Regions from separate parts of the Homo sapiens genome. Here regions 1 and 2 are each linked to region 3. The links are chromatin loops, found by intact Hi-C in ENCODE. Cell type or tissue: heart left ventricle. All regions are shown on one strand.

What was found. Peaks named below come from ENCODE experiments on the same cell type or tissue, not always from the same donor. Only the 100,000 strongest peaks of a DNase experiment are listed, where the experiment ranks them.
Region 1: a loop joins it to region 3, with 2.9 times the contacts of the local background. A loop is called at or near these places in 4 of 110 quality-filtered maps.
Region 2: it touches region 3 in a loop (2.0-fold over the local background); 12 of 110 quality-filtered maps call a loop at or near these places.

The regions. Positions count from the first base shown.
Region 1 is chr22:38,321,280-38,329,279 of GRCh38, forward strand. The region is part of intron 5 of TPTEP2-CSNK1E (TPTEP2-CSNK1E readthrough); the gene reads right to left. Among named protein-coding and RNA genes, the nearest start is that of CSNK1E, 7.8 kb to the left of the region's middle. RefSeq lists enhancers at 995-1,786, 3,166-3,678, 3,679-4,189, 6,237-6,748 and a silencer at 4,345-4,639. In heart left ventricle, no CTCF peak of the experiment used is centred here; no DNase peak of the experiment used is centred here.
Region 2 is chr22:38,670,495-38,678,494 of GRCh38, forward strand. CBY1 (chibby 1, beta catenin antagonist) reads left to right here. Exons shown (of 5, transcript NM_015373.4): 3 at 390-495; 4 at 576-694; 5 at 2,665-3,356. The coding sequence ends at 2,742. It overlaps TOMM22-DT (TOMM22 divergent transcript), which reads right to left. Exons shown (of 2, transcript XR_007068097.1): 2 at 5,022-5,995. Among named protein-coding and RNA genes, the nearest start is that of TOMM22-DT, 7.4 kb to the right of the region's middle. In heart left ventricle, no CTCF peak of the experiment used is centred here; no DNase peak of the experiment used is centred here.
Region 3 is chr22:38,064,983-38,072,982 of GRCh38, forward strand. It overlaps PICK1 (protein interacting with PRKCA 1), which reads left to right. Exons shown (of 13, transcript NM_012407.4): 4 at 20-148; 5 at 2,722-2,788; 6 at 4,051-4,140; 7 at 5,856-5,909; 8 at 6,700-6,762; 9 at 7,495-7,628. Among named protein-coding and RNA genes, the nearest start is that of PICK1, 12 kb to the left of the region's middle. In heart left ventricle, a CTCF peak has its summit at 4,469 (motif pointing right); DNase peaks (open chromatin) are centred at 3,169, 4,549 and 6,619; H3K4me3 peaks cover 669 bases; H3K27ac peaks cover 3,585 bases.

The DNA.
Region 1 (8,000 bases), 260 kb after region 3:
CTCAAGTCCCCTTCAGAGGTAGGCCCTCCTGGTCTCCCAGTTTATTTATTTATTTATTTTTTGAGACAGAGTCTGGCTCTGTCTCCCAGGCTGGAATGCAGTGGCCCGATCTCGGCTCACTGCAACCTCCGCCTCCCGGGTTCAAGCAATTCTCCTGCCTCAGCCTCCAGAGTAGCTGGGATTACAGGCGTCCACCACCATACCTGGCTAATTTTTGTATTTTTAGTAGAGATGGAGGTGTCACCATGTTACCCAGGCTGGTCTTAAACTCCTGACCTCAGGTGATCCGTCCGCCTCAGCCTCCCAAAAAGCTGGGATTACAGGTGTGAGCCACCACGTCTGGGCCCAGTCTCCCAATTTAAAATCCTGGCGCTGGGCCACAGGCGGTGCCTCACACCTGTAATCCCAGAACTTTGGGAGGCAGAGGCAGGCGTTGCTTGAGCTCAGGAGTTTGAGACCAGCCTGGATAACATGGCGAAATGCTCTCTCTACAAAAAATACAAAAATTAGCTGAGCATGGTGGCTGGGTGTGGTGGTGCATGCCTGTAGTCCCAGCTACTTGGGAGGTTGAGGTGGGAGAATCACCGGAGCCCAAGGAGGTTGAGACTGCAGTGACCCTTGATCATACCACTGCACTCCAGCCTGGACAGCAGAGTGAGACCTTGTCTCAAAAAAAAAAAAAAAAGAGTGAGACCGTGTCTCAAAAAATAAAAATAAATAAATAATTTAAAAATAATAATAATAAAGGCCAGGCACAGTGGCTCACACCTGTAATCCCAGCACTTTGGTTAGGAGGCCGAGGCAGGTGGATCACTTGAGGTCAGGAGTTTGAGACCAGCCGGCCAACATGGTGAAACCCCATCTCTACTAAAATACAAACATTAGCTAGGAGTGGAGATGTGCGCCCGTAATCCCAGCTACTTGGGAGGCTGAGGCAGGAGAATTGCTTCAGCCTGGGAGGCAGAGGTTGCAGTGAGCCGAGATCGTGCCACTGAACTCCCGCCTGGATGACAGAGCAAGATTCCATCTCAAAAAAAAAAAAAAAATAGGCCAGGCTCGGTGGCTCATGCCTGTAATCCCACCACTTTGGGAGGCCGAGGCAGGCAGATCACGAGGTTAGGAGTTTGAGACCAGCCTGGACAACATGGAAAACCCTGTCTCTACTAAAAATAAAATAATAATAATAATAATAATAAAACCCCATCCCCATGGGTCACTGCCTTCCCCTTCTCTGCTGTCTGTTTCTGTTTTTTTGTTGTTGTTGTTGTTGGTTTTTTGAGATAGAGTTTTGCTCTTGTTGCCCAGGCTGGAGTGCAATGGCGCGATCTCGGCTCGGCGTGATCTCGGCTCACCGCGATCTCGGCTCACTGCAACCTCCGCCTCTCGGGTTCAAGCGATTCTCCTGCCTCAGCCTCCCGAGTAGTTGGGATTATAGGCATGTGCCACCACGCCCGGCTAATTTTGTATTTTTAGTAGAGACAGGGTTTCTCCATGTTGGTCAGGCTGATCTTGAACTCCCGACCTCAGGTGGTCCACCCGCCTTGGCCTCCCAAAGTGCTGGGATTACAGGCATGAGCCACCGGGCCGGGCCGGGCCTCTGCTGCCTGTCTCTTTTTCTCCTGGCCTGTATCACTATTTAACATGCTCTGTAGGGAACTCCACATCACTATCTAACATGCTCTGCAGGGAATTTTTATTTTTTTGTCTGCATTCCTTACTTTGGGGTCTAAGCTGCATAAAGGGAAGGAGTTAATGCTATTTTGGGCACCACTGTATCACCAATATCTAGGATCTATTCCAGCACATAGGAGGTATTTAACAAAGATTTGCTGGATGAGTGAATGAATGGACGGTGAGGAGACAGCCTCCTGATCTCTGACCAACTCCAAGTGCTGTCACCCACCATTCGCCAGGCTCTTTAGAGACACGTGGCCTGTACTGACGAGGTCAGCTCTCACTGCACCCTCGGGGGCTGGGGCTGGGGGTGGCCTGCCAGGGTCTGTGCCCTTAACCACTCTCCCAGGCTAACGGAAGAAATAGTTTCTTTTGGCTGGGCGTGGTGGCTCACGCCTGTAATTCTAGCACTTTGGGAGGCTGTGGTGGGCGGATCACCTGAGGTCAGTAGTTCCAAGACCAGCCTGGCCAACATGGTGAAACCCTGCCTCTACTAAAAACACAAAAATTAGCCAGGCGTGGTGACTCACGCCGGTAATCCCAGCTACTTGGGAGGCTGAGACAGGAGAATCGCTTGAACCCGGGAGGCGGAGGTTGTAGTGAGTTGAGATCGCACCACTGCACTCCAGCCTGGGCGATGAGTGAGACTCCGTCTCAAAAAAAAAAAAAAAAAAAAGAAATAATTTCTTTTTTTCTTTTGAGATGGAGTTTCATTCTTGTTGCCCGGGCTGGAGTGCAATGGTGCGATCTCGGCTCACTACAACCTCCGCCTCCCAGGTTCAAGTGATTCTCCCGCCTCAGCCTCCCAAGTAGCTGGAATTACAGGCATGTGCCATCACGTCTGGCTAATTTTGTATTTTTAGTAGAGATGCAGTTTCACCATGTTTGTCAGGCTGGTCTCGAACTCCTGACCTCAGGTGATCCACCTGCCTCAGCCTCCCAAAGTGCTGGGATTACAGATGTAAGCCACCATGCCCCGCTGTGGACATGATTTCAAGAAAAGCCCTAGGTGTCCCCCATCAGGCTCCTGCCCCTGAACCCATCCGCTACAGAAGGAACTGTGGACTCCAGTTGGGAGAGCTACAAGCTTCATTTATTCCACTCTACTGCTTTTTTCATTTTGTGTTTGTTTCTTTGTTTTTTAGAGACAGGGTCTTGCTCTGTCACCCAGGCTGGAACTTAGTGGCATGATCATAGCTCACTGCAGGCTCGAAATCCTGGACTCAGGCGATCCTACCACCTTAGCCTCCTGAGTAGATGGGACTATAGGTGTATGCCACCATCACAGGCTAATTTTGTTTTTTGTTGTTGTTGTTGTTTTTTGGTGAGCGGGAGATTTACTCTTGTTGCCCAGGCTGGAGTGCAATGGTGTGATCTCGGCTCACCGCATCCTCCGCCTCCCAGGTTCAAGCAATTCTCCTGCCTCAGCCTCCCAAGTAGTTGGGATTACAGGCATGTGCCACCACACCCAGCTAATTTTGTATTTTTTTTTAGTAGAGACGGGGTTTCACCGTGTTGCCCAGGCTGATCTCGAACTCCTGACCTCAGGTGATCCGCCCGCCTCAGCCTCCCAAAGTGCTGGGATTACAGGCGTGAGCCACTGCGCCCAGCCACAGGCTAATTTTGTTTGTTGTTTTATAGAGACAGGGTTTCTATGTTGCCCAAATGGGGTCACTACATTGTTTGGGCTGTTCTCGAATTCCTGCCCTCAAGTGATCCTCCCCCATCAGCCTCCCAAAGTGCTAGGATTGAAGGCGTGAGCCATCATACCTGGCCCCCCTCCACTGTTTTACAGATAGAGACACTGAGGCCCAATGAAGGAATGAGCCTTGTCCAAGGTCACAGGCAGCATGTGATGGCAGCTCCACATGGTTAAGGAGCTAGCTTCAAATAGCATTCTGCGACCAGGCACGGTGGCTCACACCTGTAATCCTAGCACTTTGGGAGGCTGAGGCAGACGGATCACCTGAGGTCAGGAGTTCAAGACTAGCCTGGCCAACATGGAGAAACCCTGTCTCTACTAAAAACACAAAAATTAGCTGGACATGGTGGCGTGCGCCTGTCATCCCAGCTACTCGGGAGGCTGAGGCAGGAGAACACCTGAACCTGGGAGATGGAGGTTGCAGTGAGCCGAGATCCCGCTATTGCACTGCAGACTGGGTGACAGAGCAAGACTCTGTATCAAAAAAACAAAAACAACAACAAAAAAGAAGCTAGCTTCAAATAGTATTCTGCAGCCAGGCACCGTGGCTCATGCCTGTAATCCCAGCACTTTGTGAGGCCAAGGTGGGTGGATTGCCTGAGCTCAGGAGTTCGAGACCAGCCTGGCCAACATGGTGAAACCCTGTCTCTACTAAAAATACAAAAAAAAAAAAAAAAATTAAAAAATAAAAAATAAAAAACTAGCCTGGCATGGTATGGTGGTGGTGACTGTAGTCCCAGCTACTTGGGAGGCAGGAGAATTCCTTAAACCCAGGATGTGGAGGTTGCAGTGAGCTGAGATGGCACCACTGCACTCCAGCCTGGGCGATAGAGCAATAGAGGGAGACTCCTCTGTCTCCAAAACAAAAAAACAAATAGTATCCTCCCATTTTGTAACAGTGTGACACTAGGCAAGTTCCTAAAATTCTTGAGTCTCATTTGTAAAATGGGGATAATATAAATCACAAAAACAATGTAGCCCAGAAGCAGCCCTGAGTAAGAGGAAGATGCTTACATTACAATGTTGCTATTCTTAGGAGCCGAGCAGAGTTCAATGCAGGGCTCCTGACTTGGGCTCCTCTGAGCACCTGAGCCCTGCAGGCTGTATCCCCCGCCTCTCCTTTCCTTTTGTCACCCTTCCTCTGGAGGGGCCACCGCCAGCCCCTTCTACGGTGGGAGTTGGAGATATGCAAACCTAGTTGGGCCCAGGGGAGCTGCTAGCCTTGCCCATCTTGGTCTTGGCTCTCGAAGGCCCCGGTGGGAAGCTTCTCAGGGTCCTCCCCTTTTCAGGCCCTGTTCATGGAGAGTCTGTGGCCCACAGGCTCCAGAGGTTCCCCCGCCCCCAGCCCTGCCAGCCTGAAGATGCTGTCCTGGGGCACTCTCCTCTCCTTACCCAGCTAGGCCTTGGCTCTTTGTCCCCAGACCCTTCCATGACATCCTACCCACCCCTCACTATTCCCAGGGCACAGCTTTGGCCCCAGGCTCTCTTTTCAGGCACTTCTTCCAGGGAACCTCACCACTGGGCCGTGCCCGGTCAGGTCACTCCTGCCAGGGCTTCCTCCCTCCTCTTCCATCTTCAGCGGAGAGGCAGCAGGGCAGGGTAGCAAGGTCTGGGTTTGGTCCCTGGTCAGTCTGAATTTCAGCGCGACCTTGGAGAATCCACAGCCCTTCTCTGAGGAGCTGGACAAAGTGAGTGCTAAAGCTCTCAGTCTCCCCAGCTGAAGCTAAGGGCAGGGCTGGATGGGCAAGGACCCTACACTCCACATCCCGGGCACTAAGCTGAGAAAGACCTTGAGGTGACAAATCTGGGCTCAGTGGGAAACGGCTCTCCCCGCACCCCTTACCCCCATATTCAAAACCTGAGCAGCTCCCATGAGCTCTACCTTCCAACTGGATTCTGAACCCAGCCACTCTTACCACGTGTGTCTTCCACTTGGCTACTACAGTGGCCTGTTAACCACTGAGATCTGACTGTGGCTACTGAAAATACACCAGTGGCTCCTTCTTCCCTTAGCATGAAATTCACATTCTTTCCCAGGGCCTGCTATGATCTAGCCCCTGCCTGCCTCAGACCCCATTTCAAACCTCACTCTCCCTCCCTCACTGTCTGTCATCTCACCATGCCTCAGGGCCTTTGCCTGGCTGTTCCTCTGCCTACAATGATCTCCCCAAATCCTCCATGACTGCCTCCTACTCAGGGCTCAGATCACAACTCAAAAGTCACCTCTGCACAGAAGCCCTCCTTGACTGGTCTTCAGTGGGCTTCCTTCCCCTCTGTCCTTCCTGTACTGGGGATATCCTGCTTTTTTTTTTTTTTTTTTTTTTTGATACGGAGTCAGTCTGTCGTCAGGCTGGAGTGCAGTGGCGCGATCTTGGCTCACTGCAACCTCCGCCTCCCAGGTTCAAGCGATGCTCCTGCCTCAGCCTCTTGAGTAGCTGGGATTATAGGCGCGCACCACCACGCCCAGCTAATGTTTGTATTTTTAGTGGAGACGGGGTTTCACCATATTGGTCAGGCTGGTCTGGAACTCCTGACCTCGTGATCCGCCCGCCTCGGCCTTCCAAAGTGCTGGGATTACAGGTGTGAGCCACCGTGCCTGGCCAGCTGCTTTATCTTCTTCATGGTACTTATGACTGGCTGAAACATTAACTTGTTCATTTTTAATGCTCTTAGGGTCTCTCCAAGACAGAGAAATCTCCCATAGGTGCTCCTGTGGGTACCCAACTGGTCATGGGTGCCCCGTAAATACTTGTGCAATGGTGATGTTGTGTGTGTGATCTCAGGGGTGAAGGCAGGGCCTGACACTTTCCATCCTGAGCCAGATGTTCCCTAACAGCCCTCCCTCAGGGCCACCTTGCCCCACCCATCCCTTCTCACGGTGGCTGCCTGTCCTCCTGCTCTGCTGGGGCCCTCTGTCCTCCTGCTCCACTCAGCATTCCCTGTGCTGTTGCAACTCCCAGAGGAGCCAGGAGCGCCTGTCACGTGTCCCCAGGAGCAGGGAGCACTACACAAATCCTTGGCATCCCCAAAGGGCCACCCGTGCCCGGCCTCCAGCTCACCTCTGCCTGCTTCCTTCCCTCAGCTTGGCCTGTCACCCCCGGCCCTATGGGCTCCTCTGACCCCTCTGCTCATCACAACATCCCTTGTTTGTGCTGCAGTCAACCAGCGCCCAAACCTGCTCCTTCTGTCCTCTGAGAAGCCAGGGCTTCCCGTTCCCAGCTCACACAACCACTCATTAGCTGGGCTCCGGGAATGAGGATGATTGCTGCGACTAATAATCCCGATGCCCACAGCAGCGCTCCTCGCTCGGCATAGTTGGTGCGACTCATCATCCTGCCACATCACACGTTCACCCACAAGCATTTCCTGATGCCAACTCCTTGCAGGGCCTCAGAGGTCTGCGCCGGCCCCAGCTTGCCAGGAGCTGACGATCCGACAGGAGAGGCTGAATAGACACAAGAAAAAAGAGGGTCCTACAGTATTGAGAGAATACGCTAGACAGTGACCGCCACAGGAAAGTCAGTGTCTGGGGGCAGTGGTGGTGCCAATGGCTGGCGAGCAGCCGTCTCCCCTTCGCCCTGGGCATTTTGTGATGTGGGCAGTTGCTATTCTTGTAATTTTATGTGAAGTGCTACACAAATACAGCACTGAGACAAGTCTCCGACCCCTGCTTCCCCTGCCATCAGACTGTCTCCCTAAGCCCTGTCTATAGAGAAATTCTGAAGTTGACACGGGGGTGGAAGGGAGGAGGCAGGACTTGAAAGTAGGTGGGATGCCGGGCACGGTGGCTCACGCCTGTACCCCCAGCACTTTGGGAGGCCAAGGCGGGCAGATTACCTGAGCTCGGGAGTTCAAGACTAGCCTGACCAACATGGAGAAACCCCGTCTCTACTAAAAATACAAAAAATTAACCGGGCGTGGTGGCACGCACCTGTAGTCCCAGCTACCCGGGAGGCTGAGGCAGGAGAATCACTTGAACCAGGGAGGCAGAGGTTGCAGTGAGCCAAGATTGTGCCACTGCCCTCCTGCCTGGGTGACAGAGCAAGACTCAGTCTCAATAAAAAATAAACAAATTAAATAAATAAATAAATAAATAAATAAATAAATGTAGGGGGGATCTGGATGGTGGTTGGCTGGGGGGAAGGAACAGCCCTGAGCAATAGCTGAACGGTAGGAACCTCGGATATTTGGGGGTGGGAAGGGCCCACTGTGGGGAGACCAGTCAAATGGCACCCAGGCCTCCCTCAGGGGAGAAGGCTGAAGAGGATGGAAGAGGTAAGAGGATCTCTAATCCCAGGAGCTGACTAGGAGATTTAGCCAATGGCTTTGCTCAGAACAGCTTAGAGTTTTGCTCATGGACAAGAGGAGAGAAAAAAACTAGGATTTACTGGATGGACAGCGTGCAGGCTCCCCACTGGGTACTCAGCACTGAATCTGGTTTAATAAATGCCACAGGAATCCTGTGAGCTGGAGATCACCCTGCCCATTTTGCAGGTAGAAACCTGAGGTTCACAAGGAGTTCAAGATCAGTTCAGGCAACAAGGGAGACCCTGTCTCTATTCAAAAAATAAAAAAATTAGCTGGGCATGGTGGCACATGCCTATGGTCCCAGCTACTCAGGAGG
Region 2 (8,000 bases), 610 kb after region 3:
CTTTTCCACAACATATGTAGCTCCATATTAAGCAAATGATAACTTGGGGGACTATTACATTTAAAAAGAATTTTTCACTTGATTAACAGTTTATAGTAGGATTGCTTAAACTATTAAGTGTCAAGTAGGTATAAAATAATTCAATTTATAAATTTCAGTATATATAGCTTTTCTGGAAAACATCTAATGTATAAAACAGTATATTTTTTATCTCACAATTAAACTTTTCCTGTACATCATTTGATTTTATGGCTTTAAAAAAATCATTAAAGGTGCCAAGTAATGATTAGAGAAATGAGTTGTTGGGGTCATATTGTTGGCGGAAGAGGAGCTGGGATGAAGGCGTGTTCCGGGCCTGCTGAAGTTGTCACATAGCATCTCGCCCACAGTTGGATCGATCAACCCGGGAGGTGGAGCTGGGCTTGGAATACGGATCCCCGACTATGAACCTGGCAGGGCAAAGCCTGAAGTTTGAAAATGGCCAGTGGATAGCAGGTGAGCTGCACTTCCTGCCATTTTGTCAAACAAGATTGTAGGAGGAAATCCCCCTTTAACTGGTTCTGTCCTTCCTCCAGAGACAGGGGTTAGTGGCGGTGTGGACCGGAGGGAGGTTCAGCGCCTTCGCAGGCGGAACCAGCAGTTGGAGGAAGAGAACAATCTCTTGCGGCTGAAAGTGGACATCTTATTAGACATGGTGAGGCAGGTGATGGGGAAGAGAGGCCTAGCTTCTCCTTTTGGGGAGGCTCCACCTCGAGTCACTTAATCCAACAGATATCTCCTCAATGCCAGTTTGGCCAGGTACGTTGCTTTGCATCCAAAGCCACACGCAAGGAACAAGACACAGTTCCTGCCCTCACAGTGTAGAGGCAGGTGGACCGACCGTAAGCATAATTACATAAGGACCCAGTTGGAGTCTGCACAGGATCTGCACAGCACACGAGGGAGAAGTTATTTCTGTCAAGTCGGGAGAGCTTCCCAGAGGAAGGGATATCTGAGCTGAATGTGGAAGGATAATGGCAGGAATAGAGGTTAGATGAAGGCATTCCAGGAAGAGGGGTAGAGCCGGCTCATGGCTTGGAAGTGTCTCATACCAAGTAGGCATTAATCAGTGCCCAGTACAGACCAGCTGAGGGGCTCACACTGCATTAGTGTTGGTTTCTTGTGGCTGTTAAAAATCCAGCAACCCACTGGGCCTAGAGGAGCCTGTGAAGGTTCAGAGGCAGGAGAGCATACACTGTAGTGGTTAAGAGCACACACTCCAGAGCAAAATGGCCTGGGTTCCTCACCCAGCTCTGCTACTGACTAACTGCTCTGTAACTTAATTTCTTCAGCAATAAATGGCATAATAGCTAATTGTGGTGGTGCACCCCTGTAGTCCCAGCTACTTGGGAGGCTAAGACAGGAGGATGGCTTAACCTCAGGAGTTTGAGAGCAGCCTTGGCTGCAAAGTAAGATGCCATCTTTTTTTTTTTTTTAAAAAAGGACTAGGCTGGGCATGATGGCTCATGCCTGTAATCTTAGCATTTTGGGAGGCCAAGGTGGACGGGTCACAAGGTCAGGAGTTCGAGACCAGCCTGACCAACATGGTGAAACCTTGTCTCTACTAAAAATACAAAAATTAGCTGGGTGTGATGGCATGCGCCTATAATCCCAGCTACTCAGGAGGCTGAGGCAGGAGAATTGCTTGAACCCGGGAGGTGGAGGTTGCAGTGGGCTGAGATCGCGCCACTGTACTCTAGCCTGGGCAACAGAGTGAGACCCCATCTTGGAAAAAAAAAAAAGAAAAAGACTGACATTTTAGGCTGGATGTTTTTTTATTTTTATTTTTATTTATTTATTTATTTTAGACAGAGTCTCGCTCTGTAGCCTGGGCTGGAGTACAGTGGCATGATCTCCACCCACTGCCCCACTGCAACCTCTGCCTCCCGGGTTCAAGTGATTCTCCTGCATCAGCCTCCTGATTAGCACCCGCCACCACGCTTGGCTAATTTTTGCATTTTTAGTAGAGATGGGGTTTCACCATGTTGGCCAGGCTGGTCTCCAACGCCTGACCTCAAGTGATCTCCCTGTCTTGGCCTCCCAAAGTGCTGAGATTACAGGCATGAGCCACCACGCCCGGCCTGGATGTTTTTTTTTAAAAATGAGCATAATCGTAGTATCTACCTCATAGTGAGTTAGTACAAGAAAAGCACCCAGCCTGGCCGACAGAGCGAGACCGTGTCTCAGAAAACAAACAAACCAAAAAACAAAAACAAAAAAACCCTAAGGAGGAAAGTGGCATTCTATTTCTAGCATTTTTTCCCCTCATCCCCATTATGGGAGCTACAGCTTAGAATCAATTTCAGCTCTAATCCCTTAGCCTTACAATCACCAGTATCTGCCTTTGACGTCCTCTGAGACCTGCTCTCCTTCGTGCAGGGAGTGCCATGCCCTCGTGGGTGACAGCGTGCTGACAGAGTGGACTGTGAATATTCTTCAAGTACTTGTGGTCCTGGGTCATCAGGGGTTGCATTCTACCCAGTTACAGAGGGTTTCCCATCGAGGAAGCCAGCAGCATCAGAGAAGTGGCAGGGGGCCTTTCCTCCGTGTGTAGGGCCGGCCTTGCTAACCCGAAACATTTCCTAGAAATGTGCTGCTTGCTAACAGCCGCTGCTTCACTTTCAGCTTTCAGAGTCCACTGCTGAATCCCACTTAATGGAGAAGGAACTGGATGAACTGAGGATCAGCCGGAAGAGAAAATGAAGACCCCAGAGACATTTATTGGGGAGTAGGATGTGGCTGAGTGCTTTTTTTTTGGCCAGACTAGCGGATTCAGTCCTGGAAGAGAGTATCATATAATGAGACCCACAGGCACTGGCACCCTTGGGTTGGCAATAGAAGGTGACATGGAATGGAGAAAACCAAGATTCCAGATGGGGATAGTAACTAGAAGGTGCTTCAGATGCACTGCCTGCGGGTGCCAGTCTGAAAACCAGACCGCACAGAGGCCTGGGGCTGCTGATGAGCTTTTTGGTGCTCTCCACACACAAGCTCGCAAACACACATGTCCCAGAATAGCTCTGTTGGGTTGTGTTGGGAGAAGCGGCTGGAGTTCATTCTCTCACCCCCTTATGTTGGTGTTTGGCGTGTGACAGCAGTTCTACAGAGCTCTGTGTTGGGGTCATGGATGAGCGGCTCTCTTGGCTCTTAAAGGCAGGCCTCTCTCTTCTTGCCTTTAAAGAATCCTCCTTCCTCACACCTGGCCTCCTCTGGCTTCAGCTTCTCAGCAGCAAGCACCAGCCTTCCACAACAACACTATATTTTTATGCTACTTTCCTGTTTGCACTACTACTTTTTTATTAAACGATGTTAAATAATCTCTCTGTGACCAAAGTGACTAAAAAGAGAACCATGAGTTTCTCAAGAAGTAAATGGAGCTGGCCAGGCATGGTGGCTCACACCTGTAATCCCAGCACTTTGGGAGGCTGAGGTGGGCAGATCACCTGAGGTCAGGAGTTCGAGACCAGCCTGGCCAATAGAGTGAAACCTCGTCTCTACTAAAAATACAAAAATTAGCCAGGCGTGGTGGTGGGCACCTGTAGTCCCAGCTACTTGAGAGGCTGAGACAGGAGAATCGCTTGAACCCAGGAGGCAGAAGTTGCAGTGAGCCGAGATCATACCATTGTACTCCAGCCTGGGCGACAAGAGCGAGACTCCGTCTCCAAAAAAAAAGAATTAAATGGAGCCTGGCCAGGTGTGGTGGCACACACCTGTAATCCTAGCACTAGCACTTTGGGAGGCTGAGGCGGGCTGATTGCTTTAGCTCAGGAGTTCAAGACCAGCCTGGCAATAGCGAAACAAAATACAAAAAAAAAAAAAATTAGCTGGGCGTGGTGGTGCACACCTGTAGTCCCAGTCTCTCAGGAGGCTGAGATGGGAGGATCACTTTGAGCCCAGGGAGGTTGAGGCTGCAGTGAGCTGTGATTGCTCCACTGCACCCCAGTCTGGGTGACAGAGTAAGACCCTGTCTCAAAAAAAAAAAAAAAAAAAAAGTAACTGGAGCCTGGAGTCTAAGCCTCTGTTGTTCCATCAAAAGACAGAATTGGCCGGACGTGGTGGTTCACGCCTGTAATCCCAGCACGTTGGGAGGCTGAGGTGGGTGGATCGTCTGAGGTCAGGAGTTTGAGACCAGCCTGGCCAACATGGCAAAACCCCGTCTCTACTAAAAATACAAAAGAAAATTAGCTGGGTGTGGTAACACATGCCTGTAGTCCCAGCTACTTGGGAGGCTGAGGCAGGAGAATCACTTGAACCCGGGAGGCGGCCACTGCACTCCAGCCTGGGCGACAGAGCAAGACTCTGTCTCAAAAAAAAAAAAAAAAAAAAAAAGAATGTTTAGTGTGTGGGGAACTGTCACTCTTGTAGGAGAGCATTCCAGCTTTCCTGGGCATTGGCAGAGGCTGATGCCAAACAGAAACAGTCTCTCTGCTCAAAATTCGCCTGCCCTCCTGCTTCATGGTGTTGGGACTGGCCAGGACCTGGCAGGAACCTAATGGTTGGTGTGAGAATTTGTGCCGTAGGCAGTATGAGCTGGACTTTTCTGGCAAGAGGAGGGAATCCAGCTCCTGAAGTCAAGCGGGAAGGAACTGAGGGGGTGGAGGTGGGGGCATGGTGCCCAGGGCTTTAGACTAGGGACAGGCTACCATGGTTAGCCACTTCTGAATGCCCGGTACATGCCTGGCACCAGGCTCCCTTTGCTCTCACTGTCTCATTTCCCCTTCAGCTCAGCCCTGTGTAGCAGGGGCTATCGGCACATCCATCTGCAGAGAAGGAAACTCTGGGAGGTTCAGACACTGATCTAGGATCACACAGTAGAAGTGCTGGAGCTTGATTCACACAGCCCGCTATGAAAGAGAGGAGCTGGGGGCGGCCTCAAAGGGAGCTGCTGTCTGCAGTCCATCCTTACGGCCAGCAAAGCACTCTATGGGGGGGATGGATCGAAGGGCAGATTTGTAGCTCCAACCCATAACCTGACTTTCTGATACAGGAGAGAATGTTTAATACAGAAGAAATTGGAAAAGGATCCACATATATGCAAGGTGTAAATCTTCAGGTGCAGATAATAGGAGCAGTGGAGTTTGCTTATGCCTCGGCCGGTATCACTGGGGACCCTTTATTAATATTCCTGATGCTGGACACCTCCCGATGCTGGACACCTCATTTGCATGACACTCTTTCAAGTTTGTTATCCCCATCACCATGTTTTAGATGAGAAAACCAACCCAGCACAGTGACACAGTGGAAGGGTGGGGCCAGGACTGAAGCCTTGGGCATCATGTGGGCATATTTCGTTGTCACAATGGTGTGGATCCCCCCATGACCAGCACCATTAGGACCTTTGGGGGTTGCAGCCAGGAACCCTAAACATCCTGTGGTAGGAGGGGCAGTTCTGCAGTGAAGAAGGAATTTCTTTTGAGTGAGCGGGGAAGCAAAAGCCATTGTTATGAGCAGATAAATGCTATGATCCAACTGCACTTTTAAAAGGCGCTGGGCGTGGTGGCCCATATCTGTAATCCCAGCACTGTGGGAAGCTGAGGTGGGTAGATTGCTTGAGCTTAACAGTTTGAGACCATCCTGGGCAAAATGGTGAAACTCCATCTCTACCAAAAATACAAAAAGATTAACTGGGTGTGGTGGTGTGCACCTGTGGTCCCAGCTACTCAGGAGGCAGTGGTGGGAGGATTGCTTGAGTCCAAGAAGCAGAGGTTGCAGTGAGGTGAGATCGTGCCATTGCACTCCAGCCTGCTGACAGAGTCAGACCCCGTATCAATCAATCAATCAATAAAAATAAAAGGATCCTTCTGGTGGCTTTGTGGTGAGAACAGACTGAAGGAGGCCAGGCCCATCCCAGGGAGGCCACAGTAGATGAGGTGAGGTGGTCTGATTCTGGATAACACTTGAAGGTAGAGCCTCCCCGTGATGGCTGGGAATCAGGGACAGTCCCATGAATGAAAGTCTTTAGGAGAAAAGGAAAAAAAATCACCCATATATCGCCACACTAACCCTGTTTGCTTCAGCGAGGTGTTTTGTTTTGTTTTTCTTGAGACATTATATATTTTCAAATCTAAATAGAGCCAGATATATCCTTCAGGTTCTGGCTAAAATTCTTCATCCTCAAAGACTTTATTGGCCAGGCACAGTGGCTCACGCCTGTAATCCCAGCATTTCAGGAGGTCAAGGAAGGAGGATTGGGCTGAGCCCAGGAGTTTGAGACCAGCCAGGGCAACATACTGAGACACCATCTCTACAAAAAAAAAATTTAAGTTAGCCAGGCGTGGTGACACACACTTGTAGTCCCAGCTACTTTGGAGGCCGAGGTGAGAGGATCCCTTAACCTGGGAGATCGAGGCTGCAGTAAGCCAAGATTGCACCACTGTATCCTCCAGCCTGTGTGACAGGGCAAGACACCGTCTCTTTAAAAAAAATTTAAAAAGGGCCTGGCGCGGTGCCTCATGCCTCTAATCCCAGCACTTTGGGAGGCCGAGGCGGGCGGATCACCTGAGGTCAGGAGTTTGAGACCAGCCTGGCCGACATGGCAAAAACCTGTCTCTACTAAAAATACAAAAATTAGCCTGGCATAATGGCAGGCACCTAATCTCAGCTATTTGGGAGGCTGAGGCAGGAGAATCATGTGAACCTGGGAGGTGGAGGTTGCAGTGAGCCGAGACTGCACCAGTGCCCTCCAGCCTGGGCAAAGGAGCAAGCCTCCCATCTCAAAAAAAAAAAAAAAAGAAAGAAAAGAAAAGAAGATTCTGTGGACGAGAGGGAGGGCATGAGTGCAGGATTAGAGGCAGTAATGGCAGGAAGACCGAGTTTGAGTCCTAGCAAGGGGAACTGCGCAGACAACAGGACAGGCATGGGCTAATGTGCACTTTCTAATGAGAGGGGCTTATAGTTTTTATAGGATTCTCGAAGGGAGCCATGCCCCCACCCCCCAATTAAGAGCTACTATATCACATGTTTCTAATTCTGACAGGACAGAAACAAGCAAGGTGGAAATCTTGGGCTCGAGAGATGGGGAGTAGAGGAGCTAAGAGCCCAGCGTTCTTGAACCTGCCTCTCCCATCCGATGGCAGTCACCTGGGCTCCTAGCATGGGGCATTGCCACTCACTTGCTGACACCCTTGTCCACTGATGCGACCTCCATCCTGGCACCAGTCTCACCATGTCATCTCTGCTGCTGAGCCTTCCTCTTGAAGACTTCAGCAATTCCTCAGCCCTCTGGTTTCCCTCTCTCCCCAATCTTTAAATGTCTGATTCCACAGGACTCTGTCTTTTTTTTTTGTTTCTGAGACAGAGTCTGGCTCTGTTGCCAGGCTGGAGTGCAGTGGCGTGATCTCGGCTCACTGCAACCTCCAACTCCCGGGTTTAAGCAATTCTCCTGCCTCAGCCTCCTGAGGAGCTGGGACTACAGGCGCCTGCCACCACATCTGGCTAATTTTTGTGTTTTTAGTAGAGATGGGGTTTCACCATGTTGGCCAGGATGGTATCAATCTCTTGATTTCGTGATCCACCCGCCTCAGCCTCCCAAAGTGCTGGGATTACAGGCGTGAGCCACTGCGCCCGGCCAGGGCTCTGTCTTCTGTTCTCACTCTGCCTTTTCTTTTCTTTTCTTTTTTTTTTTTTTGAGATGGAATCTCACTCTGTCGCCCAGGCTGGAGTGCAGTGGTGCAATCTTGGATCACTGCAAACTCTGCCTTCCGGGTTCAAGCGATTCTCCTGCCTCAGTCTCCCAAGTAGTTGGGATTACAGGTGCTCACCACCACGCCTGGCTAATTTTTGTTTTTAGTATAGATGGGGTTTCACCATGTTGGCCAGGCTGGTCTCGAACTCTGGACCTCAGGTGATCCACCTGCCTCAGCCTCCCAAAGTGCTGGGATTATAGGCATGAATCACTGCCCCCAGCCTCACTCTATCTTTTCTAGATCATCTCATCTCCTCCCAAAGTTCTGAACACTCTG
Region 3 (8,000 bases):
TCTCCTTATGCACCCACAGGTATTTGACAACACCCCAGCAGCCTTGGACGGCACAGTGGCAGCTGGCGATGAGATCACCGGTGTCAATGGCAGGTCAATCAAAGGGAAAACTAAGGTGGAGGTGGCGAAGATGATTCAGGAGGTGAAGGTAAGGGCTGCTGCAGAGCAGGTGTCCAGAGGCAGCAACACATGTTTCTGAGACCTCCAGGCTGCCAGAGGTCCCAGCAGGCCTGGAAGGGGGTATCAGCCCTCACCGCCCCCTTCCTTGTCATGTGCAGGGTCAGGGTCACACTCCAGCCTCCCTCATCCATCCCTCATTCATTCAATAAATACTAATCGTGCTCCAGGACTTGTGCTGAACCTTGGCAAGAGAGTGGGCAGCAAGACCACAAGGTCCCCATGAGCTCCCAGGGAGCTGACAGACTTGGAACCACCCCTCAGGCAAGCCCATGTGTCCCCAGTCAGTGCCAGAGCTGAAGCTAAAAGTCCAAGGTGATCCTCCCTGGGTCAGTAGACACCCAATAATGTCAGCCGGGTCACGCTGGGCCTGTGAGGGCTAGGAGGGAAAGAAGAGTGCCCTTTCCCCATCCTGTAGGAACTTTCGGTCCCACACAGCCTCCTGGGCTCATAGACACCCAGAGACCCCCCTCCCAGGCCAGCTGATCTTCTGCTCTACAGACCAGAGTCACACACTGCCTGCCCCGCTTTCCCCCACCCCTGCCGCTCCAGGACTGGAATGGCAGGCGGCATCCCGGCCTCTCCTGAAGCGAGCATGCAGCCCCTTTGCCATTTCCTAGCGAAGTGGCTGCTAGCTAGTCTCAGGAAACCAATACTGTGAAAGAACTGATGTGCAGGCAGTGCACAGCCATGGGGTGATTTGAAAGTCTCGGGGGCAAGGGTCCCCACTGTGAGTTCAGCTTGGCCAAGGGTGGCAGCTACCTCCCTCAGCCCCACTTCCATCCTCCGGGTTCTGGCACTCCTGATAGTCCGCCTTCCTGCCTTAACCCAGGCCAGCCGCTGCTCCATCCTCTCTCCCCTTTATCCTCCTGTCCTGCTCCTGAGTAGTCCGTGCTTCTCTCCTTCCTTGCTGTAGGAAGAGTCCCATCCTGCACATTCTCCTATTCCAGCCCCTTTAGCCATAGGACAAATCAGGGCCTGGGGCTGGGGCTCAGAGCTCTGTTGTAAAAAAAGGAAGCAGCAAGGTTCATTGAGACCCCACAGCTGCCACTCCACGTGGTCTGGGTATCACTGCCTCAGGTATGACCTGTTAGGCAGAGGAGCTGATCATGGGAACAGGTGCAGGGGGTCTCGTTCTGGCCGAGTTGGGTTGTGTGTGCCCCATTTGGCAGCCCTTCCCCCCTCCGCATCTCCTCCCCATCTCCACTCGCCAGGTCCCTCCCTGTCCTCTCAGGCTTGGTCATACCAGCACCTCAGGTTGCCCATGAGGACAAGAGCTCTTTGTATTTGCACACAGCCATGACAGGGATGCAGCATTGGCCCAGCTCCCCTGTTTGGGTGCTGGGCAGGGATTACTCTCCCATCTTACAGGTGTCCACAGGCGGGGAGTGACCTGCTTGTGGTCACACAGCTGAACTGGAGCCCGGGCCCGACTCCCACTGCAGCCCGCTTGCCGTTGGCCTACAGCTGCTCCCTGTGGGGTGGCCCCTGAGCACGCCTGTGTTTCATTCTGCGGGAGCAGTTCACACCCCACCTCTGACTCTGATTGCATCTGCTCATTTTGGTTTCCCTTTGGGACTTGATTTTAAAATCCTGTTTTATATTTGGATGAATGTGGTCCCAAGTTCAAGGGCTTTTGGTTTGCAAGGATGAGAGTGAACACAGCGCCCTCCCGTGCTCAGGCAAGTCCTCTTGGGAGAAGCCTTTGTCTCCTGAGCAGTCGTTAGAAAGTGGTTTGTGTAATTCCCTGATTCGCATCAGCCTTGCGGGGCTGGGGCTGCCCCTGCCCCTCCCCTTGGTGCCCCAGCACCAGGCACAGAGCAAGTGCTCAGATGTGCTGTTCGATGAGTAGAGGGATTCCTGGGGATGGGGTGTTTTGGGGTGGAGGAGGGAATAATCAGTGTAGGGAAATGACACGGCAAAGGCTTGGAGTGTGGTTTGCGTGGGGAGGGAAGAAGGAGAGCCTGACCTGGCCGAAGCACAAGACATCAGAGACCGCCAGGCTGTGGGCCCGGTGCCGGCCCTGTCCCCACTGATTCCCCAGGGCTTGGATGTAGAGTAGGAAGGGAGGGGCCTGGGATCAGACAGGGTCACAAGGTGGGGCCATGTCACAGCGCTCAGCCTGGCCCTTACTGGGGCTTAGGATTCTTTTTTTTTTTTTTTTTTTTGAGACAGAATCTCATTCTGTCATCCAGGCTGGAGTGCAATGGTGTGATCTCAGCTCACTGCAACCTCCGCCTCCCAGGTTCAAGTGATTCTTTGCCTCAGCCTCCTGAGCAGCTGGGATTACAGGCACGCGCCACTACGCCCAGCTAATTTTTGTATTTTTAATAGAGATGGGGTTTTGCCATGTTGCCCAAGCTGGTCTCAAACTCCTGACCTCAAGTGATCTGCCTGCCTCAGCCTCCCAAATTGTTGGGATTACAGGTGTGAGCCACCGCACCCGGCCTTGGGCTCAGGAGTCTCAGTCCAGAACAGTCTTGGCTGGGAAGGGGCTCAGGGTGTGGAGCCTCGCTCACTAGTCTGTGTGTGCTGCTCTTCCAGGGGGAGGTGACCATCCACTACAACAAGCTGCAGGCGGACCCCAAGCAGGGCATGTCCCTGGACATTGGTAAGCTGGTCAGAGCAGTTACGGGTGTCCAGCAGCCTCCCTGGATGGGCCCTGGCCCAAAGGAGAAGTGCCACAGCCAGCCCTGCCCTCCCCTTTATGACAGGAGAATCCAGAGTTACATGGCTGTGGGCTCTGACCTCTGACCAAGCAAATCTGAAAGGCCTGGGAGGCCTCCCGGTGCTCTCCCTGCATCTGTTCTTGTACTCTGTCCCTGGTTTCTCACTCCCCCGCGTTTCACCCCTACCTCCCTGCTTCTGCCATCTCCTCTGGGGACTTGCTACCCTAGGGTTGTCCTTTGCAGGCCAGCGCCTCGGCTTCCATGGCCCAGGGCCTCACTCTTCATAAAGGGAGAGCAGCCTAACCCTGGCCTGGCGCCTCATGCCCTCTAGCACAGCGCACTCCTCCCTGGCCTCTCCTGCCATCAGCTCCCAGGGGGACTCTGGATCTGAACTGGACCTCAGGCATTGGGCAGAGGGTCTGCGCCCTGGGACAAGTTCCCTCCTGTTAGAGGGGCTGAGCCTCGGTTCTGTAGAAACTTTAAGACTCAAGAGCTGGACAGCAGCTTCGAGTCCTCTGGACCGGCCGCTTCACATTATGGATCAAAGCCTGAGACCCAGAGAGGGCGCTGCAGCCCCTGGTGAGCGCACACCTAGGTCTCAGCTCTGGAGCCCAGCAATCCCCTTCATACACCCTAGGGCCAGAGGCCAAGGGGCTAAGGGCAGGCTGGATCTATCTGGGAGCTCCCTCCGAAACCCTCTGGTTCCAACACAGGACTAAGTCCCCTTCCTAGGACTAAGCTGGTCAGATGCAGTAACTGAGTCTGGGGTCCGAGCTTCATGGTCATTGATGGTGCCCATTACTTTCACATAACCAGCCCAGGGGCCCCTCTTCTCCCCCTCCCCTTTATGTGACACCCTAGGTCCTGATGTGACACAGAGGAGGGGAAGAGGCCTCCTTGGCTTCCATTAGCCTGTGCTGAGCCCGGGCAGCACTGGGCTCTCAGCAACCAGCAGCTGATGTTGCGTAGCAGGCCCTGGGCGAAGCGCTTCATGTTTAACTGCCCAGGCTGCCAGCACCTCTGTGAAGCAGAGGGAATAGGGCAGGGGCCTAGGACCTCCCCACTGGACATTCCCCACTTCACAGCCACCCCCAGCAGCCCTTCTGCCCCCTGTGGGGTGCTCCCTGTGCATGGAGGTAAGGCTGGGGGCAGGGATGGCCTCTGGGCAGCCACAGACTCACCAGGTCCTTTGTCCCCCGCTCAGTGTTGAAGAAAGTCAAGCACCGGCTGGTGGAGAACATGAGTTCAGGGACCGCAGATGCTCTGGGCCTGAGCCGGGCCATCCTGTGCAATGGTGAGTCCCTTCCCACCCAGCTGGGGCCCCGGGGACTCAAGCCCAGGCTGAGAAGAGTGGGGGGCACCATGGCTGCCCACCAAGCTGCTGTGGGTCCCGCGGGTCTGACCCTGGCCTCTGCCCGTGGAACTGAGAAGTCACCATCTCTGTACCCCCAGAGGCCTCTCCAGCTCCCGGAGGGTCCACAGCTGTCAGCTGGGCTGTCTTAGCCAGTGCCCCTCAGGTCACAGATGGGAAAATAGACTTAGTGTGGGGAGGTGCCTCTGCCCCTGCCCTCAGCCCCTTACCCCTCACCCCAGCACTCTCGCGGCCCACCTCCTGCCTCCTTTGTCCAGGAGGTGGTGCTGCTGCCCTTGCCTCTGCAGGTCCTCCCTTCGTGGTGGCTGCGCAGGCGAGGGGGGAGGCGTGTACATGCACATTTACACACGCATGCACACATGCGCACACACTTTCCCTCCCTGGGGTGGCCAGCGAAACACTCAGTCCCCCTCCTACCGTCGCCAGTCCGAGTTTAAAAATAGCAGCAGCTCTGCAGTGTGCCTGTGGGGTAGATATAAATACTTCTAGAAATTGTAGGCTCAGCTGGGCACACTGGGCTTTATTGGCTAAGGAAGTGGGGGTGGGGACTGAGCTTGTTCCAAATGGTGTACAAAAGTGGCGGCTGCTATTTTCAGCCTCCTGGTGCCGTGCCTATAAATCCCTGTTACTGTAGTTACCAGCCGTTGAGATGAAATTAGAACTGGTTGTTGTGTTTTTCCCCCCAAACCTTGCAATTTCCCTGGCCTTAAATAGGGTTTCTAAAATTGAAGCTGTCATGATGTCCCATGACCCAGCTAAAAACAACAACACGATGCTTACATGGCTCCTTTCCTGCCGCTGGCCAGGTGCTAAGGCTCTGGGGAACCCAGGCCTGGAGGCCACCGGGTGGCCAAAGCCTCCCCAAGACCTCTGAATTGCTCCCTTCCTTCCCCGACAGCCTGTCGCACTGCCACCTCCCTGCCCAGAGAGGCCTGAACACAGCCTCCGCTCCTCCCCTCTTCTGCTAAAAAACCCTGACCCAGGTCAACACAGGAGGCTGGGGAGCAGAGAGCACCTGACTGCCCCACCTCTCCCCTGCAGCCCTCACCATCACACTGCTGTCCATCGCCCGGCCACTGGGCTGGCTTCTCTGCTGGGCTTTCAGCCTTGAGAGCAAGACTTGGCTCAAAGTGAGCCTGACATGGTGGCTGGCACACAGTGGGTGCTCAAGAAACACTAAGCCAATGACTGATCACCAAGGCCTCTTCCCAGTGTGAGCTCTCTCAGCCTTCCTGAATTTCCCCCTCCCTCCCCAAGTTGCGTTTTCCCTTCTGAGCCATCTGTGTGCTTGGGAGGCAGAGACCATGTCCTTCCTGCGCTAGAGGCCTGGCTGCTCCATCTCCATTCCTATGGCCCCTGCCAGCCTTCCTCCCCAGCTGTCAGCAGGCTTTGTGTTAGAAGTGTGGGAGCTTTGCCTGCTAGGCACGGACCCTCCGCTGGCCATGAGGAGGGCCTAGTCATTTACAAAACACCTTTGAACCCAGCTGACCCGAGCTGCCAAATCCCCCTCCCTGGGACCCCTGATCTTTCCCTTCCTGGTTCTCCTCTGGGGTTGCCTCTCCCCTCCCCAGCATGGCCCTGGGCCTCCTGTGGCTTGCTGAGCCCACTGACCTCCCCTCTTCTTTGAATCCCGACAGATGGGCTTGTCAAGAGGCTAGAGGAGCTGGAGCGGACCGCTGAGCTATACAAAGGTGGGTGGGGGGTGGCCTCGTCCTGGCACTAGCTCTACCCCAGGGAGCATGCTCTCAGCAGAGTGGCAACAGGGGTGCTGGCACTAGGAATGCCAGCCTACAAAATACTAGGACCATGGGCATTAAGAGTTCTTAAGAATATATACTTCTTCTGAATTTAAAAATAACTCAGGGGCCTGGTGCAGTGGCTCACGCCTGTAATCCCAGCACTTTGGGAGGCTGAGGTGGGCGGATCACTTAAGGTCAGGAGTTTGAGACCAGCCCGGCCAACATGGTGAAACGCCATCTCTACTGAAAATACAAAAATTAGCCAGGCATGATGGTGTGTGCCTATAATCAGTACTCGAGAGGCTGAGGCATGAGAATCGCTTGAACCAGGGAGGCAGAGGTTGCAGTGAGCCAAGATCACACCACCGCACTCTAGTCTGGGCAATAGAGCAAGACCCTATCTCAAAAAAAACAAAACCTGATACTCATAAAAATTCAGAGAATAGCACTTGTAAACATAGCGAGAGTCCCCCGGAATCCCACACTGTCCCAGGGCTAAAGCCCACAGCAGGCTGTGTACCCCTGCATCTTACAAAATGCTGGCGCCCCTGTCTGATGGGGCTCCTCACGGGTTGGGTCGGACTGAGCTTTTACCCCTGGGCTGTGGTTGGGCGGTGGGGAAAGGCCATGTATCAGGGCCTAGCAGAGGCCTTGGGTGGCATGGGCAATTGGAGGCCTTGCCCTGGGCCAGTGTGGTCCCCGCCATGCGTCCCCATTCCGCATCACTCGGTCTCTCCCACAGGGATGACGGAACACACCAAGAACCTCCTACGGGCCTTTTATGAGCTGTCGCAGACTCACCGGGGTAATGGCATCCCCCAAAGCTGTGGTGTGACCGTGGGCAATCCCTGGGGCCTCTCACTCCCATGCTGAGGTGGGTCAGACCCACAGCGCCTGACCTCAGGCTCCCTCTGGGCTGGGCCTGGTCCCAGGTGCTGGGATTTGCGATGGGCCTGCGGGGAACATCTAGATCAGCTGGTCTCTTAAGGGCCGCAACGATGAACAGGCCCCACCCTGTCTCCTCACACTGCCACTGGCAGTACACAAGGCCCTTGCTTATTTATATTTCTGACAACCTGTAACTCTGGGCAGGCCGACTGCAGCTGACCCCAGCTACTGCAGAAAATGAAGCCCAGACAAAGGAGAGGGCCACACTGCTCCCAAGTGGTGGAGCTGTTGTTCCAATCCAGGTGTCTAGACTCGGACCAGTGTTCTGCCTCAGGCGGCGCCACCTCCACAAACCTTGACCCAGTCTTCTCTCACTGGTCCCTCTGGGGAATGAGGGCCAACTCCCTTGGTGTGTACACTCAGGACTCTAGGGGGCACAGACCAGCTCTTGGAGGTGTCAATCCAGTTTCCTCCAGGTGTAGACTCAGCTCCTTCAGGGGGTTTAGACCAGCTCTCTTGGAGGTGTAGCCCCTGTGCAGACATTGGCTTCCAGCCTGCCAGGCCCCCTGCCCTGCTTCTCCCCAACAAACCCCTGGCTTCTCTTAGGGGGCCAAGTAGGGGCAGCCTTCAAGGCAAACTTGTCCTGCAGCCTTTGGGGACGTGTTCTCCGTGATCGGGGTGCGGGAGCCCCAGCCAGCTGCGAGCGAGGCTTTTGTGAAGTTCGCCGATGCCCACCGCAGCATCGAGAAGTTCGGCATTCGGCTTCTGAAAACCATCAAGCCGGTAGGTCCTATTGAGCATGTGTGTGTCTGGCGTGTGAGGGTGGGGAGGGGAGAGTGTGGCATGCAGAGAAGGTCGTATGCTGGAGTCCTGTGCCTGGGTACAGCCTCTGGCTCAGTCACCCACACAGTGGACTGTGGGTGAGTCACTGTGCCCCCTTGGGCCTTGCCATTGACCTCTGGGCTGGCTTCTGACCCTGGCTCGCCACTGAGTCACAGCTTGCCCTAGGCCTGGCACTAGTCTTCTCATCCTTGAGAGGGACAAGGCATCAGGGAGCACCATCTGGCTCTGATAGTCGAGTCCACCAACAAGGGTGACGCATCAGTGCCATTCATTGTCACCCTGGCACACCCCTGCCGTGACAGCCTCAGCATC